Regions from separate parts of the Homo sapiens genome. Here region 1 is linked to region 2. A link is a loop called in an ENCODE intact Hi-C map of the cell type or tissue named here. Cell type or tissue: Calu3. All regions are shown on one strand. Each heading gives the region's core, and the rest is flanking DNA. Links, peaks and the distances in the headings are about the cores only. Region 1 overlaps CAPN5 (calpain 5). Region 2 overlaps ACER3 (alkaline ceramidase 3).

The links. Hi-C counts contacts between places; a loop is a spot of excess contacts. Peaks named below come from ENCODE experiments on the same cell type or tissue, not always from the same donor. Only the 100,000 strongest peaks of a DNase experiment are listed, where the experiment ranks them.
Region 1: it touches region 2 in a loop (19-fold over the local background); 35 of 110 quality-filtered maps call a loop at or near these places.

What each region holds. Positions count from the first base shown.
Region 1 is chr11:77,087,865-77,096,193 of GRCh38, reverse strand. CAPN5 (calpain 5) reads right to left here. Exons shown (of 13, transcript NM_004055.5): 3 at 2,381-2,512. Among named protein-coding and RNA genes, the nearest start is that of OMP, 11 kb to the left of the region's middle. In Calu3, for the core only: a CTCF peak has its summit at 4,853 (motif pointing right); DNase peaks (open chromatin) are centred at 4,853, 5,199 and 7,363.
Region 2 is chr11:76,915,877-76,924,205 of GRCh38, reverse strand. The region is part of intron 1 of ACER3 (alkaline ceramidase 3); the gene reads right to left. Among named protein-coding and RNA genes, the nearest start is that of ACER3, 59 kb to the right of the region's middle. In Calu3, for the core only: CTCF peaks have their summits at 3,925 (motif pointing right), 4,124 (motif pointing left) and 4,929 (motif pointing right); a DNase peak (open chromatin) is centred at 4,055.

The DNA.
Region 1 (8,329 bases), core at 86-8,085, 170 kb before region 2:
TGTGAGGTGGGGAGGGCAGGGGTGCAGCTCAGGCTCGGCAGCCCCCCCACTGCCCTTCCATGGAGAAAACAAGGAGGCCCTGCAGGGCAACAGGCCCAGAAAGTGAGGGGTGACAACAAACAGAGCCCAGTCAACAGGGACGAGGGACGGAAGGCGCAGTAATGAGCTCCGCAGGGCCCCGAGCCTCCTTCCGGGACCCATAGCACCACAGCAGCACAGGAGGCAAAGTGCAATTAGCCAGGAGCGCCCAGACCCGCCCTGGCCTCCCTGGGACCCAAGCTGCTGTAGGAGATCAGCCTCCTGGCCCTGGCAGCCTCCCAGACCAGCCAGGCCAGGTGCCCCAACTCCCTGCAATAGGAACCTTTGGCCCACAGATAAACACAGGCCTCAATGACAGGCCTCCTGCCTGCAGTCCTGGGCCTGTTCTTCACTGTTGAGAGGTGGAGCTGCACCAGGAACCACTTGGGCCCAAGCCCAGGGCAGGACACATAGGCTCCCACCTACAAACGGCCAGACAGATGGCCTCTCCTGGGGAGACTGGAGTCAGGCCCAGCACCACAAGGCCCTGGGAGGTCTGGGGGAGCAAGGCCGACCGTGGGGCTGCTGGGTGGTAGCTGAGTCCAACAATTTGGAAAGGAGCTCTGTTCCCAAAACTCTCCTGAGCCTTCTCTACTCCAGGTCCCTAGTGGGCTCAGCAGGGACATATACGTTGGGCCAGTTCTGCCTGTGGGGAGCTCACCTCACGGGGGAGGTGAAAGATAAACAGGCAATTGCAGGGCAAAGTGGGAGGTGGGGGGCAGCCCTACAGAATGCCCATGTGCCCCTTCAGCCCCTGACTGAGCCCTCATCTAGTGGGGGGGTGGGCTCTAAGGCAGGGGGACCTTGTTCTGAGCTCAGAGAAGGGGGTGGGAGCCTGGAAGCTGGAGAGTGAGGACTGGCCCTACACCCAGAGCACAGAACCAGGCCCCAGCCCTCTCTGGGCCTTGAGGCGTAGAATTGAAATGAGCCAACGGGTGGCTCTCGAAAGCCCTCCTGGCTCAGGTGCCCCTCGAATACCCACATCCACACGCCGCAACCATGGCCTCTGCCAAGGCCCCAGGGGCCCTACAGCAGGCAGCTGCTCCTACCCTGCAGGACTACTGGGGCTAGGCCCCAGGGATGCCCACCCTGGAGTGGCTTTGAGAGGTCACATCCCCGTTCTGCAGACTCAAGAGCAAGACACCTACCAGAGTCTCAGCCTTGCCCAAGGGCACTGCTCCCTCTGATGGCCAAGGGATACCTCAGAGGATGAGGAAAAACTCTGTCTTGCACAGGAGTACCTGTATGTTCTATGATATTAATTATCATAATGCTGGTAGGCACAGCCACCTTTGGCCAAGCACGATGCCGCACAAGGCATGTTGAGTGCAGCATCTGGTCCTATCCTCACCACTCCCCGAGAGACAGCTACTCCGATTGTCCTTATTTTGCTGATGAGTAACCTGAGGCCAGCTCCAAAGCTACCAAGTGCTGAGGCTCACTGCCAAGCCTGGGAGATGCAGATGTCCAGTGCTCCTCAGCCCCACTGCCAGCCCCTCCCAAGGGATGGCAGAAGGGCAGGGATGAGCAAGGGGCAATGACCAGAGTCCCCCTGCAGTCCCTGCCAATAATTCTTCAGGGAGCCAGGGTCTGCCTCCACTCCAGCCTCCCTGCCTCCTGTGCACGGAATCTAAGGCCCTGCTGCCAAGTGCTGGGATAGGAGGTTGGGTTGCAGGACCAGAGCCTATTCTTTCCAACCCAAACCCTTTGGCCCTGGTCCAGAACACCAGCAGCTTGGAACTGTGCTGGGATAGGAGGTTGGGTTGCAGGACCAGAGCCCATTCTTTCCCACCCAAACCCTTTGGCCCTGGTCCAGAACACCAGCAGCTTGGAACTGGGAGTCATGAAGCTGGGGATCACCAAACCACCCTTGCTGAACAACTGGGAAAAGTCAGGCCCAGAGGAGGACAGCAACCAGCTGAGTCACACAGCAGGTCTGTGTCTGTCAGGGGTCTCCTGAGCCCCATCAGTGGTGTCTGCACACTAAATGTGATGCACACAGCTTCCACATTTCACAGGTGTGTATTAATCTGCCAAGTGTCCCCAACAGTGTTGGGGGGGACACATCAGAATGACCTTGGGAGCCTGACGGATTCCCAGCACCTGCCCCTGGGGGTGCCCAGCTGAAGGGTGAGGGATGGCAATTCCGACGCTCGGCCAGTACTGGGGGCCCCCACCCCATCCCTGGCACAGGCTTTTGAAAGTCTCATCTGCCACAATCAGGTTCCGCCTGTCTGGCAGTGAGGGCCACAGGCTGCGTTCACACTCCCCAGCACCCTGCCCACTCTGCCCGAGGCCTCACCTTTTGCCACAGCGACTCCCGGGAGGCAAGTGACGAGCAGGCTGCCACAAACCAGCAGTTGCCCACCTGGCCCTGGTGCAGGTCGTGGGAGCTGATGCCATCCACAAAGAGGCGGGGGTCCTCGCAGATGCCCTGCGGAGAAGGCGAGGAGAGAGCGTGAGGGGCGGAGGAGCATGCGGATGCCCCCCATGGCAGGAGACATGACAGACACAGACGTGACAGACACAGACTTGCTGTGTGATCATCAGCATGGTGATTCACCTGCCTCCCACCACAGACTTGGGGCCCCATAGGGCCCATCTGCTCCCCGCTTGCCCCCCACCCCGCGGTCCTGCCTGGGATGCCCTCTCCCCTTCCTGGCCAGAGAGTGCTCTTCCGCTAAAGGTTTGCTGATGAAGAACCTGTGGGAAGACGTCAGAGCGCTGGACCCGGGGCACTGCCTTCCTCCTACCCGCTGCGCCCCTCCCTAACCAGCAAGAGCTCCATTCCCTTCCTTCTCTAGCACCAGCAGCCTGAGTGCCCACCCCCGCCAGCCCACAGGGGTACAGCAGGTTCAAGTGGGGTGGGGGTGCGGGCATGGGACAAACACCCATATCCCAGCTGGGGAGCACAAAGCGAGGGGCCAGTGGGGAGCGGTGGGCCAGGCCCCGCATGGCACTTGCCTCGCATAATCTCATCAGGTCTTCACGCCACCCAAGGAGCGAGGAGTTGTCATTCCATTGTATGGGCGAGGAATGGAGGTTCAGAGATGGACTGTGACTTGTCAAAGGCACACAGCAAGCAAATGCTCAAGTGGAGCAAAAACTCCTTTTTTTCCTTTTTTCTTTCTTTTTTTCTTTAGAGACAGTCTCGCTCTTTTGCCCAGGCTGGAGTGCATGGAATGCAGTAGTGCAACCTCAGCTCACTGCAACCTCCAGCTCCTGGGTTCAAGCAATTCTCCTGCCTCACCTTCCTGAGTAGCTGGGATTACAGGCACCCACCACCACGCCCAGCTAATTTTTATATTTTTAGTAGAGACAGGGTTTCTCCATGTTGGCCAGGCTGGTCTCAAACTCCTGATCTGCTGGCCTCGGCCTCCCAAAGTGCTGGAATTACAGGCATAAGCCACTGCGCCCAGCCTCCATTTTTATTTTCTACAGAGACTGGTGGGCACGGCCCAAGAGGCTGCTCCATGAGACGCAGCCAGGGAATCCGGCCAGGGCAGCCGCTGACCCGGGAATGATCCATGAGCAACTGGCTGCTCTCAGGCTCAGCCCTTCCTAATTTCTGGAAGCCCCTTGCTCTGCCTGCCAAGAGAGAGGCAGCCCAGGGGGGCTCCAGTACCAGGTGCCCTCTGCACCTGACCCTGCCCAAGGAGCTCTGGCCTGGGCTTTCCACCTCTTCTTGCTGTGGGGGTATTTTCCTTAAAAGCCCCCTGAGGCAGTGCTGTGAAAGGGAAAAGCATGGGCTTTGGCTTCAGACTGGAGACTGAATTCCAGCTCCTCAATCGGCAATCTGGCGAGCTCTCTGAGCCTCGGCTTTCTGATTTATATAATAGAAACAACAATTTCTTTATGTTGTTGGATTTTGGGGTTTTTTGTTTTTGTTTTTGTCTTTTTGAGGCATGGTCTCGTCTGTCACCCAAACTGGAGTGCAGTCACAATCACAGCTCACTGCAGCCTCAACCTCCTAGGCTCAAGCGATCCTCTGGCCTAAGCCTCACGAATAGCTGGGACCGTAGGCCCACACACCACACTCAGCTAACTCTTAAATTTTTTGTAGAGATGAGGTCTCACTATGTTGCCCAGGCTGGTCTCAAACTCCTGAGCTCAAGCAATCTTCCCGCCTCAGCCTCCCAAAGTGCTGGGATGACAGGCTTGAGCCAATGTGCATGGCCAATAATTTCTACTTTGCGAGGAGGAATCAGTGTATGTAAAGTATCAAGCCCAGGGCCTGACCCAAAGCGAATGAAAGTCTCCTTCAATTTTCAGGTGCTAGGAAGCTATGCCCAGACCTCTATGGGTGGCTCCAGCACCAAGAGATGCAACCAGGAAGGGTCAGCTCACCCTGTGTTCCCTCAGCTGTAATCATCCCTCCCCAAGGCCTGAGCTGGGGGTGGGGCCTGGCCTGATCCCTAGCCCTGGCCCAGGGAACAGAGCAGGCCCCTCTTCCTCTCCCATCGCCTCACTGAGCTGAGGAAGCCACTGCTCCCCAGTGGCTGTGGGTATGGTGGAGGGTGGGGACAGGCAAACACTGAGACATGCCTTTCATGTACCAGGCATCCTGCTGACACCACAATCCATCCTCACCAAGGCACTGAGAAGTGGGCAATATCCCCTTTTACAGATAAGGAAACTGAGGCCCAGGGAGGTGTAATACCATGTCCCCGCCACACAGCATGGGCAGATGGCAGCAGCCCTCTGCCTGCCTCCACTCCAGCAGGCGCTCCTGAGCTAGTTCCATCCCAAGAGCTTCTGCGGTCCTACCACAGGCGGCCAGCAGAGGGTGGCAGAGGCAGGAAGACCGAATTTGAATGTCTGCTCCCTGCTGTGCAACTTTGGGCCTCACCTGTGCAGAGGAGATAAATGGTCATCCCAGCAGGGCTGTGTAGGGACTCTACAGATCGTGGAGCAGAGCAGTTGCAAGGGAGAATGGGGAAGAGGGCTCCTAGTTCCCACCAAGATGGGGACCCTGCTGTCCCCTCTGCCCGGAAGAACCAGAGTTTTAGAGGGTCAGAGAAAGGGCTAGAATTCCCCCAAGGGCATGAGCAGCTCCTGAGACCTGGCCCCTCCTTCCAGTTGGCACTACAGGGTGCACCACGGCCAACCTGCACGGCGGCTTCTGCAGAGCACAGGTCTAGGAAACCCAGTGAGGCCGCCTGGTCTCATCCATCCCCAACGGCACCCCGTCAGGAAGCACAGGCAGGAAGAAGGGACTTTCCCTCTCCTCCCCGCTGCCCTCCTGTCTTCCCTCCCAGCCCTGGACCACACCCCACATCCAGCCCATCCTCTGACCCAGAGGGAGCTATGACTTAGCATCTGTTCCCTGAGGCCAGGAGGGCAGGCAAGACCGGGAAGGGAGAGGGGCTTCCATATACGGAGGACCCCAGCCACATCATGCCATGGAAAGAGAAACAGCTACCACCTGGCATCACCAGGGTTTACAGCAGGAAGTGACTCAGGTGTCCCTCCACTTCAGATCCTCCCAGCCAGTGTCCTAAGACAGACACACAACTGCCCCATCCCAGAGAGGAGGAGGCTGAGCCCAGGACAGCGCAGTGATGTCCAAGGTGACAAGGCAAGTAAGTGGACGGATCCGATGGGATGCCCTAGGTCTGCTGGGCTCCCAACCAGGGTCTCCCAACACTAAGCACCACAGCTGGGGCAGACCCGAGGTGCAGATCCAACCAGATCTGGGCCCCAGATCAGGGCTCTGGCCCCAGACACTTCTCCAGTCCTTGAGAGACAGACCGAGCTTGGGAGTCACGATTCCCAGATTCCATCACCCTGACTTGCTGTGGCAGAGCAGGAACCTGGGGGCAATCGTGCAGCCTGGGAAGGAGCAGACAGAGCGGAAGGCAGCCAGGCATGTTCCCACTGCCAGGAGAGGCTCAGGGTCACCAGCTCTAACCAACAGAAACCACCTGAGGTTGGTGGCACCTGGAGTCTGCTCTGGAATCCAGGGGCCACCTTGGGGCACCTGTAAAGGAACAATAATAGAAATATCTCACAATGACTGGGCACCTGCTATGTGGCAGGCACTGTGCAAAACAACCCTGTGAGATGGGCACTGTTGGCATCCCCTTTTTACGGATGAGGAAACCAAGGCACAGAAAGGTTAAGTCACTTGCCCAGGGCCACACAAGAAGAGGTGAAATGAGATTCAAATTCAGGCAGTCTGGCTGCAGTCTCCAGGTAGACTAGGTTTTTTGTTTGTTTGTTTGTTTTTGTTTGTTTTTTTTAGATGGGAGTCTTGCCCTGTCGCCCAGGCTGGAATGCAATGGTGCGATCTTGGCTCACTGCAACCTTCGCCTCCTGGGTTCAAACGATTCTCCTGCCTTAGCCTCTAGAGTAGCTGGGACTACAGGCACCTGCCACCAACACCCAGCTAATTTTTCTATTTTTAGTAGAGACAGGGTTTCACTATGTTGGCCAGGCTGGTCTCAGGTGGGCTAGGTTTTATGGGTGACAAAGCCATCCTTCCTTCACCTGTCTCCCTGCACCTGTCCTAACCCAGCTTAGGGGGTGTCTCACTAGATAGCAATGAGACCAAGGGTTTGGGGAAGCCCAGGCCCTCACCTCTGCCACCATGGGGCCAGGCTTCTCAAGCCTAGTGTTTGTCCTTCCACTTTTCCTGGGCCACTGGCTGGACATAGGTCATAGAGTGAGTCAGGGAAGGTCTCTGCCCACAGGCAGGGATCTTGAGAAGGAGCCAGGCCCTGACCCCCCATGTGAGCAGAGCTGTGACAGCAGGAGCCAGAGAGAAAACAGAGGAGGCTGCCTGGAGGCAGTGATGCTGGCAGAGCAGGCATGGAGAGTGCTGGTAAGCAGGGAGGTTCAGGAGGGAAATGGGGACCCGAAGTGTCCTGAGGCAGACACTGCCTCCGAAATGGTCCTCGGGTGCCAGGGGCCCTTTATCTGGTGCCAGCCACCTGTGCTCCCTTCCATCCCTGTCCACACTCTCTAGGTTTCCTTAGGGTCCCCACCACCAGCCTGTGAGCTCCTAAGCAGGGCCCAGGCCTGACTTTGCCCACTTCTAGGCTTAGCAAAGCTTGGCAGGTTCCACTGGGGCTACAGACAGGTCCCTGGGAGGGAGGGGGGACAAAGTGGTGCACAGGATTGGGCTGTACAGGGGCTACCCCTGAGGGCTGGGGGTTGACCATTTCTCCAGGCAACACAGCTCTAGGACAGCATTCTGCACCTGCAGTCACCGCTCCCCTGCTCAGCCCATCCCAGCCTGTTAGACCAACTCTACCTGACAGGCCACAGCCCAGCCCACCTCCCTTCTCCCTTCGTGGCACAACAAGAAATTCAGGTTTCTATTCCTGGTGTACAAGGCAAGGCAAGGCAGCAGACTGGATCCATGGCACCTGGGCTATATCTGCAGAGGCTCCCTCCACATCCGTCCTCCTCCCCCACTCTTTGTCCATCCAGCTTCACCCTAGTCACCACCCTCCTGGAATCTAGGATCACAGAATGAATGAACTAGACAGTGGGAAACAGGTCTGGGAAGGACACGGGACTTCCATCTGGGACTGGAAAGGGAGTTGTAGCCTACAGCCCATCCCCTCTGCAGAAGACTTGCCCTCCCCCAGCCCTACCTCCTTCTCCTCCATGGCAGTCCGCACCCTTCAAGGCCTCTGAAAGCTCTCCCTGACCCCACTGAACCCCATCTCTGAGCACATGCCCAGAAGGGGGTCATTCCTGGGCAGTTCGGCTGGGTGTGCCCCCGCTGCCAGGCCTTGCTGCAAACTGACTGTTCTGTGGCACGAAAAGGCCTTATGTTCAGGGAGCCGAGGAGTAGGGCCATCTCCAGGAAATGGCTTGATGGGCAAGAGTCCCCGGGACTGGGCTGAGGCTGGGGCCCCCGAGACTGCACTAGGGGAATTCTGCAGGTTCCAAAACCAGTGTCTGTTCATTAGTCCCCCTCCCCCACCCCACCTTGTCCCCTGTGCATTCCACCAAAGGACCTCCAGGCTCATACCCAGATGTGGGAGAGACAGCATGCTGGATGAGGGGATGTTGCCCCCACAGGGTGACAGGAGGCCGCCTACCAGGTCCCGGGCCCTGAGCGAGGAGGACGGACACCCTGAGCTCCCAGGCCTGGGGACATTCTCCATTCTCCGTGCATCTCCCCAGCCAGGCCTGTGAGGGGCCAGCGAATGGCCACTGTACTGGAAAGAACAAAAACATAGCGAGCCTGTGGGTGAAGGGTGTGGGCTGAAGGCAGGTGCCCAGGTCGGCACCCAAG
Region 2 (8,329 bases), core at 306-8,305:
AAGACAATAGACATCAGGCAATGATTCCCGAGAAACCAAGAAACAAATGGAGGCCCCTATGATTGCCCCTACCTTACTGCCTGGAGTACTCAAGCCACAGCATAAGGAGGGAGTACCCAGCGGGACCTTGGCAGGCTCCCTGATGAGGAAACAAAGCGGGGAGTTCAGGAAGACCAAGGTGACTAGATTTCACAGGAGACAGTATATGAGAGACAACTTTAGAGAGAAAGAACTCAGGAAATCTATAAAGGGCCCCCTAACTATTCAGCAGAAGACTGATTAGCAGATGTGTAGGAGCAAACTAGTCGAAGCCAGGAAAGAATCATGGTGAAAATATTAGAGGGAACAGTACCAGGTGTTCACACATAGCCAGTACACACATAGCCAGAAACAGTGCCTACTCCCAAAAGCTGAAATGGTAAAATTTGTATCACACTGGGCATTGGATAAAGGAATCAAGAAGGCCTGGCCTCAGTAATAGGGAATAGCTAGTACTAGACTGAACCCTGTTCCAGACACACCTAACAAATCACAAAAGCAAAATCCAAAAGGATCAAACTGTTTCCAAGTAGCTTCACTGAAATCCAGAACAAAATTCAAGACTATTTATACTAATACAAAAGTTATTCAGCACCTAACAAAGTTAAAAAAAGCACGATGTCAGGTATTCAATCAAAGATTACCAGGCATACAAAAAAAGCAAGAAACATGATCCATGAGGAAAATAATCAACTGGAACCAACCCAGAACAGATGTTAGAATTAGCAGACAAGGACTAAAACAGATCATATAAAAGGCTAGAAAATGCAAACTAATCTACAGTGACAGAAAGAAGATCAGTGGTTGCTGGGGGAGAAATGGTGGAAGTTCAATGCAGAAGGAGGGCTTACAAAGGAATAAAATAAAACTTGGAGGTGAAGGATATGTTACTATCTTGTTTTTGATGGTTTCACAGGTATAAGCCAATGTCAAATTTTAATTTGTACACTTTAAATAGGTGCAGTCTGTTTTGTATCTCAATTATACCTCAATCAAGCTGGGTTTGTTTTTTTTTTTAATTTTGCTTCTGGGGAGTAGAATTAGACAGTGGGAAGCAAAGAAGGGTTGGGAAAGAACATTGCCTTCTGGTTTTGTTAAAGTTGTTTAGCATTATCTAGATTTTTAAATTTTTTTTATATATTGCTTTGATAAAATAAAAATTAATACAGAAACCATTTAGGAGAGGGAGTAAGATCGTTGGGAATAGTTTCATAGATGTATTAAGATTTGAGCTAGACCCTGAAAGGAGAGAAAGGAACAAAAATATGCTGAGCCTATTAAGTACCAGGTACTGAACTTTATATTTTACATGTGCTATCTTACTTGCTTCTCACAACCAATCTTGTGAAGTATTGTTGTCCCTATTAAAAATAAACAGTAAAAGCGGGTTAAGAAATTATACAATTTACAGTATACAATTCCAAGTTCTCACAATAAGCAAATGGTGGTGGCAAGATTTTATTCCAGGTCTATCTGTCCTTATAGCTAATGTTCCTCTCACTAGATGTGCTAGCACAATGTTCACACAGAGGGTGCTTATTAATTATAATGTTTTAAAAATTATATCAGAGTATTTTATTCAGAATATATTAAATGACTTCCAAACTGTACAAAGAATAAAGTAATTTGCCTAGGTAGAGTATGAAAATGTAAGGTGGGGAGCCAGACAGATTGAGAGTTATATATCCAAACAGCAGTTATCAATAGTTTTAAGTAAACCTGTAGGAGATGTTGAATATTTTACCATTCAGGAGTGCCCTAAGATTCAAACTAATGAAAATCTTTACTGATGACTAAGATAAAGCAATGGAAACATGCCCAAACGTACAGGTAGTATTAAATTTAGCTGAAATGTCAATAGTATGGAAGTCAGTAATACATTTCAAATTACCTGGAGGCAGGGAGTGCAGGAGGGTCTTACAAACTATATGAAACTCATTTAAGGACAATGCACAAGTTTTACAAATTAGAATGAAGAATTGCAAACCACAAATATAGGCTTGTTAGAGAGAGTAAGGACAACCCTGACAGAAAGTTCCAAAGACAGAAAGATGACAGTAGGCTATTCTGGGAGGAAAATCTCAATATACTAGTATTCAGAGGTAAAAATGGAAAGAGCTAGATAGTGGTCCTCCTACTTTTCTCTGCTTTAATTCAGCTTCTCATTGGGATGTTTATCTATTTGTGGCACCCTAAACAAAACAGAAATACTAAAGCATTCAGAGTAGAGACTCATATAAAGGCATAATATACTAAATAAATAAAACACAACATATAAGGAATGGAATGACTGCTATCTTCAAATATCTGAAGGATTCCTGGGTCAGATTGACAATCTGAACACGTAACTGCAGTTTTGGTGTTACAGATATAATTTGCAATAGCATCAAAACACATCACATATCTAGGAATAAATCTGACAAAGACATATAAGACATAATACTAATAAAAATCCCAAATGGTTTTGGGTACAAATTAAAAAGCTGACTCTTAACTTTATATGAAATACAAAAGGCTAAGAAGAGCCAAGACAATCTTGAGTAACAACAAACCTGGAGTATTTACACTACTAGATATCAAGGCCGACTAACAAGGTTAAATAGAACAGGTAAGATTATAAGAACATACTAACATTTACGAGCACCTGATTTATGACAAACATAAGCCTGCAGTGTATTAAGGAAAGGATGGTCTTTTCAATACAGATACTGGATCAACTGCATATTTATATAGGAAAAAAATTAATCTGGATCCCAGGTTCACACTCCTTACACAAAAATAAATTCCAGATGGGAGCTTCTCTGAACCCATTCTGGTTCAAGGGCTGCCCAATTCGATAAACAATTAAAAATTTGTTTTAATTAAAAATAAATTCCAGAGGTACTATAGATCTAAATGTAAAAGGTAACACAATAAAACCTTCAGAAGAAAATATGGGAGAACATCTTTATCACCTTGGAGAGGCAATGATTTTTTTCAGTAGGACATGAAAAGGATTAACCACAAAGGCAAAAAATTGATAAATCAGGTAAGACTGTAAAGTCAGGAAAAAAGAATAAAAGGTTACTTTTAAAAAGCTGATTTAAAGAATAATAGATATGTAATTGCTTTGTAAATAAGCAATTTAGCTTATATAGCTATACATGTTAGCTAATTTAATTTTACTAAGCAAAATAATGCACATAAAATGATCGTGGACTTAAAACTTTGGGTAAAAAAATGGTTTCAGCCCAGGCATTGTGGATCATGGCTATAATCCCAGCACTTTGGAAAGCCAAGGGGGGAGGATTGCTTGAGCCCAGGAGTTCGACACCAGCCTGGGCAACATAAGGAGAACCCATCTCTACAAAAAATTTTTTAAAATTAGCCAGGCATAGTGGCACTTGCCCGTGGTCTTAGCTGCTCAGAAGGCTGAGGTGGGAGGATCGCTTGAGCCTGGGAGGCTGAGGCTGCAGTGAGCCATGATCACACCACTGCACTGCAGCCTGGGTGACAGAGCAAGACTCTGTCTGTTAAAAAAAAAAAAAAAAAAGTCAAGAGTTCAATCAGAAAAGATAAACCAGAGTAATTTGAATAGAGAATTATTAACTTATAAGAGTAAGGAGAGACAGGCTAGTCACAAGTAAAGAAAACTCTACAGAATAAAGGAATATCAGAGGTAAGGAGCAGCCACTACCCCTAAGGCTGAGATAGAGCATTAAAAAAGAGGTTTCCCCAAGGCTGAGATGCAGACCTTGCTGGAGAAGGCATGACCATGGTTCACTGAATAGCCGAGAAGTTGCTGTGGTGCTATACCCATAGAGCTTGCTGAAATCTACTGTTCAGAACTTGTCAGAACTCTGCCCTCTAGGGTGCCAGCTAAAGCTAATCCCATAGAGCGGAGAGGTAGGTGGGCAGGGGATGCTACTGACCACTAGGTGCTGCTGACAGCCACGTTCTGCAATAGCCTGGCACCAGAAGCTGACCAAGCTTTAAGAGGTGGGCACTGGGGAAGCCTCAGCACTGTAGGAGCCAGAAGCTATTAAGCCACTTGGACTGCAAGAGCTGGCGCCAGAGAAGTTGCCAAGCCAGCACACCAGAACCAGGAAGGAAAATCTCTTCCTCTTGCAATGTCTCTCTGGCGCCCTCTATTGACAAAATTTAACATCCAGCCAGTTGTCAAAGGAAAATATTCAAAGGGCTCAGGTCTATTTTCACCAACCATGCAATGAATGTTGAACTCAGAGCTAAGAAGTAATAAATTGATAACGACCACAATTATAAAACTATGTTTTCATCAATCATGACTTGGTAAAACTATAGTTGGTGAGGGTTCCCTAACCAAGAAATTAAGAATAAACATTTAAGCAGGTTAAATAATGGATTTCCCCCTTTTTCCATATTTTCTACAATGTTGCTATATTGTCTTTATAACTGAAAACTAAAGTATTAAAAAGATGAATGGTAGAAAATAAAATTACTTCTACTAAGAGTTTAATTGGATTTGAGGTTAACTGCTTCCAGAAAATTCAATTAAAAAATTTCTGTTCTGGAAATAAAAGCGAGATATTCATTCATACACCACACAATAGTGTACTAAAATATTTTGAACACTTTTTTTCTGGAAGGAAAGTCTTATTTTGATATAGATTTAGATTTTTGAAAACTATGATATTTTTATACCCCCAAACACATTCTCCTTATAATATAAATTACAGGCAAGACTGACGTTACAGTAATTTCACGATTTCTTAATAGGTAAATTTATCTTTCAGCAAGGTAAACGGAAACTCAAATATCAAAAATATGAGAAACAAAGTTTGGGGAAAAGCACATGTGCAAAAGGGTACAATTTAAGAGAATTGTGAATGAAGATACAGTAGGAAAGTGTTTTCTCATAGGACAGTAGGTGGAGCCAGTGTGCTCCACAATCTAAACGGTTTTCCAACATTTGGCTGAATACATAAAACCCTGAGGTGACTGGATAAACAATTTAGAGCTCGGTTGTATTTACAACTGTAAAACCATCACCCAGAGCTAAAGATAAATAAATAGAAGCATTAAAATCTAGTGAAGCTGAAAAAGTGATCTATATTGCTTCACTTCCACTGTGAAAAGCCGTCCTGCCCAGTCAGCAAATTAGCTTGATGAAAGCTGTAACTGGTTTGAGCCTGAAAGCAACCCAGCACTTTTCCCCAATGCAAGTTCATTTTGCCAAATATTTTACTGATTATGCAGATCTTCAAATAATGTTAAACATTCCCAGAGCTTCAGAGACTTCAGAGATGGATGTAGATAGGGAGATCATCTAAATTCATCTTCACAATTTAGAGTAGGCATTACTGTGTTCTTATCTACTACCACCTTCTAGCTGTGTGAACTTAGGCAACTTATTTATGCTTAAGCCTTAGTTTCCTAACTTGCAAAATGGGTAAAAACAATTATATTTACATTATTTAAATAATTGAATATGATATAAATAATAAATATGACCAAATAACACATATAAAGATTATTTGATATGAGAAAGATCCATAGAATATTATATAAGAACTTCCACAATCTTGCTGTGTTAAGAATTAATATCTATATAGTGAACTTGCACATGTACTCTTGAATTTAAAATAAAAGTTGAAAAAAAACCCCACATAACTACTTATGATATAAATAAAAAGTAAAAAACGAACAAAAATAGGTGCAACCTGGGAATTGTGTTGGTACTTGCACCAGCTCAAGAACAGTTATCACAAGGGAGAAGGTTTGTCTTCTAATCCAGGCCAGTAACAAAGAAAGTTATAGGGTACACTGGTTCACGCTAAGCTTAAAGAAAAAAATAATAATAATAACCATCATATAAATGCATATTACAGTACAAGGGACTCCTTCCAGTAGCTTTAAATTAAGATAGATATCAGAAGAAAAAAAAAACAGGAAACCAAGTGTGTCTTACTTTAAAAAATGATAAACACAAATGTAATTCAATTTGACAAACATTTATCAAGTATTTTCTACATGCAAGGCACTAAGTTGGGAGCTAGAAGAAAAATTAACAAGTGAATAACTTTGGTACCTATCCTGAAAAAGTATATATAAGTGTAGCAGGAAAGACAGACAGGTAAACAACTAGCAAAAGAGAGTGATAGGAACAAAGAAGGCAAAAAAACCAATACACTTAGCGGGAGGGAGAGAATCCAAGATGGGTTTCAGTAAGAAGATAACACTTAAGCTATGCTTCTGACAGATAAAAAGATATGCAGGAATGTGGGATTTTTATTACTACAAGAGTCATTCTATTTTCTTTTCTTTTCTTTCTTTTTTTTTTTTTTTTGAGACAGGGTCTCTCTCTGTTGCACAGAGTGAGTTCAGTGGCACAATCATGGCTTACTGCAGCCTCGACCTTTTGGGCTCAAGTGATCCTCCCACCTCAGCCTCCTGTGTAGCTGGGACTAAAGGCATATGCCACCACTCCTGGCTAATTAAAAAAAAATTTTTCTGTAGAGACAAGGTATCCCTATGTTGTTCATGCTGGTCTTGAACTACTTGACTCAAGCAATCCTCCCACCTTGGCCTCCCAAAGTGCTTAGATTACAGGCATGAGCCACTGCGCCTGGCCAATTATATATATTTTGGTTTTTTTGTACTGACGAGGTCTTCTTATGTTGCTCAGGCTGGTCTCGAACCCCTAAGCTGAAATGATCCTCCCACCTCAGCCCCCCAAAGTGCTGGGATTACAGGCATGAGCCACCGTGGCTGCCCTAAGTCATTCTATTTTCTTTGGGATATATATAATAGTTTAGAAAAATATTTAATTTATGAAAATTAGTTTTTTCACATTATTTTTAAAAATATACATTACACATTCACTTTATTGCATGTAAGTATTACTAAAAATATTTTTAAACCACCAATATTGCCCAGAAACATTTCCTGGGTAAGGGGGAAATTGTGCAGATGGCTTCTGGAAGACCTCCAGTCTAGGTAGGTTTATGGTGAAACATTTCATCCAGAAGTCGGGGCCTTTTGTCTTCAGTTTGCTGGAACCCACATTCACTAAGCAGAGCTTGTAATGATCATTGGGACCCAGTAAAAATGGAAATGTTCATGTTAAATTCAAGAGGAAGTACATTGTAGGTTTGGGAAGAAAGGCCAAGTACACAGTGGTAAAGAGCTAAGAGAAGAACTTGGGAGCTCCATATCAGATACGGCTTAGGTAAACTCTGGCCTCACAAGAGGGAGGTTACAGGGGAGGGGAATGACTCTGTACAAACAGCATTTACAGGTCTAAAATGCTGCTTTAGAGAAGGATCAAAGATGAGCACACTGAGAAAGATTTAAAACAGATAACCATGATGAAGTCATGAGCCAGAGAAGAACAAGGTAAGTAACAGGGTCTTGAAATCCCTAGAGAAATAGTTGGTGAAATGAACATTTTTGATTTATTCAAAGGTCAAAAAGGGAAAGTTTCCAAACTATGTTCAGTAATGAAGAGGCATTATTGAAATGACATAATCTGAAAATGGTTATTTTGATAATCCCTTCTTCCTCTCCACTTTTACCGAAACTTCTTTAAGGGCCCAAATCAAATCCTACCTACATTTGGTGAATTTTTGTTAATCATCCTACTCAAAATGACCACTCTTGTTACAGCACTTAACCGTTTTAACCTCTCACCTGGCACTTAGCATAGATTGCCTTGCATAGACAGATCTCTTTTCACTAAATCTGATCAACTGATATTTATGACTTATCTCCTCAGTTACATTTCTTGAGGGCAGTGGCCTTATATTCATTCAATAGCAAATACCCACTGATCATCTACTACAAAAGGCTCTATAAAGGAATACAAAAGAAAACCAGACAGACTGCCCTCATGCAAATTAAACTAGTTCCAAATTTTCAAGAGTACAGGTATTTAAAACCTAATAGATATTATTTCAGATGTGGTTCAGTTATGATGTAATAAAGTTATTCTTTTCCCCAAAATTAATTTAACAGATTCATCCTTCACCCCAAACTAATTTCAGTATAATTTTTCATTCACTCTTCATTTACTTAGAATTAAAATGCATCAGTCAAAAATCATGAATGCATAAGACCTTTAAAATGCATTTTAAATTTAGACTAAATTAACCTTAATTATTAAAAATGCAGATGATTTATTACTGTTAAAATCTCACAAAAGATACCTTCTATATTTGATATGGTTAGGTTTTGGGTCCCCACCCAAATCTCATCTTGAATTGTAATCCCCAGGTGTTGAGGGATCTGGTGGGAGGTGATTGGATTATGTGGGTGGTTCCCCCATGCTGTT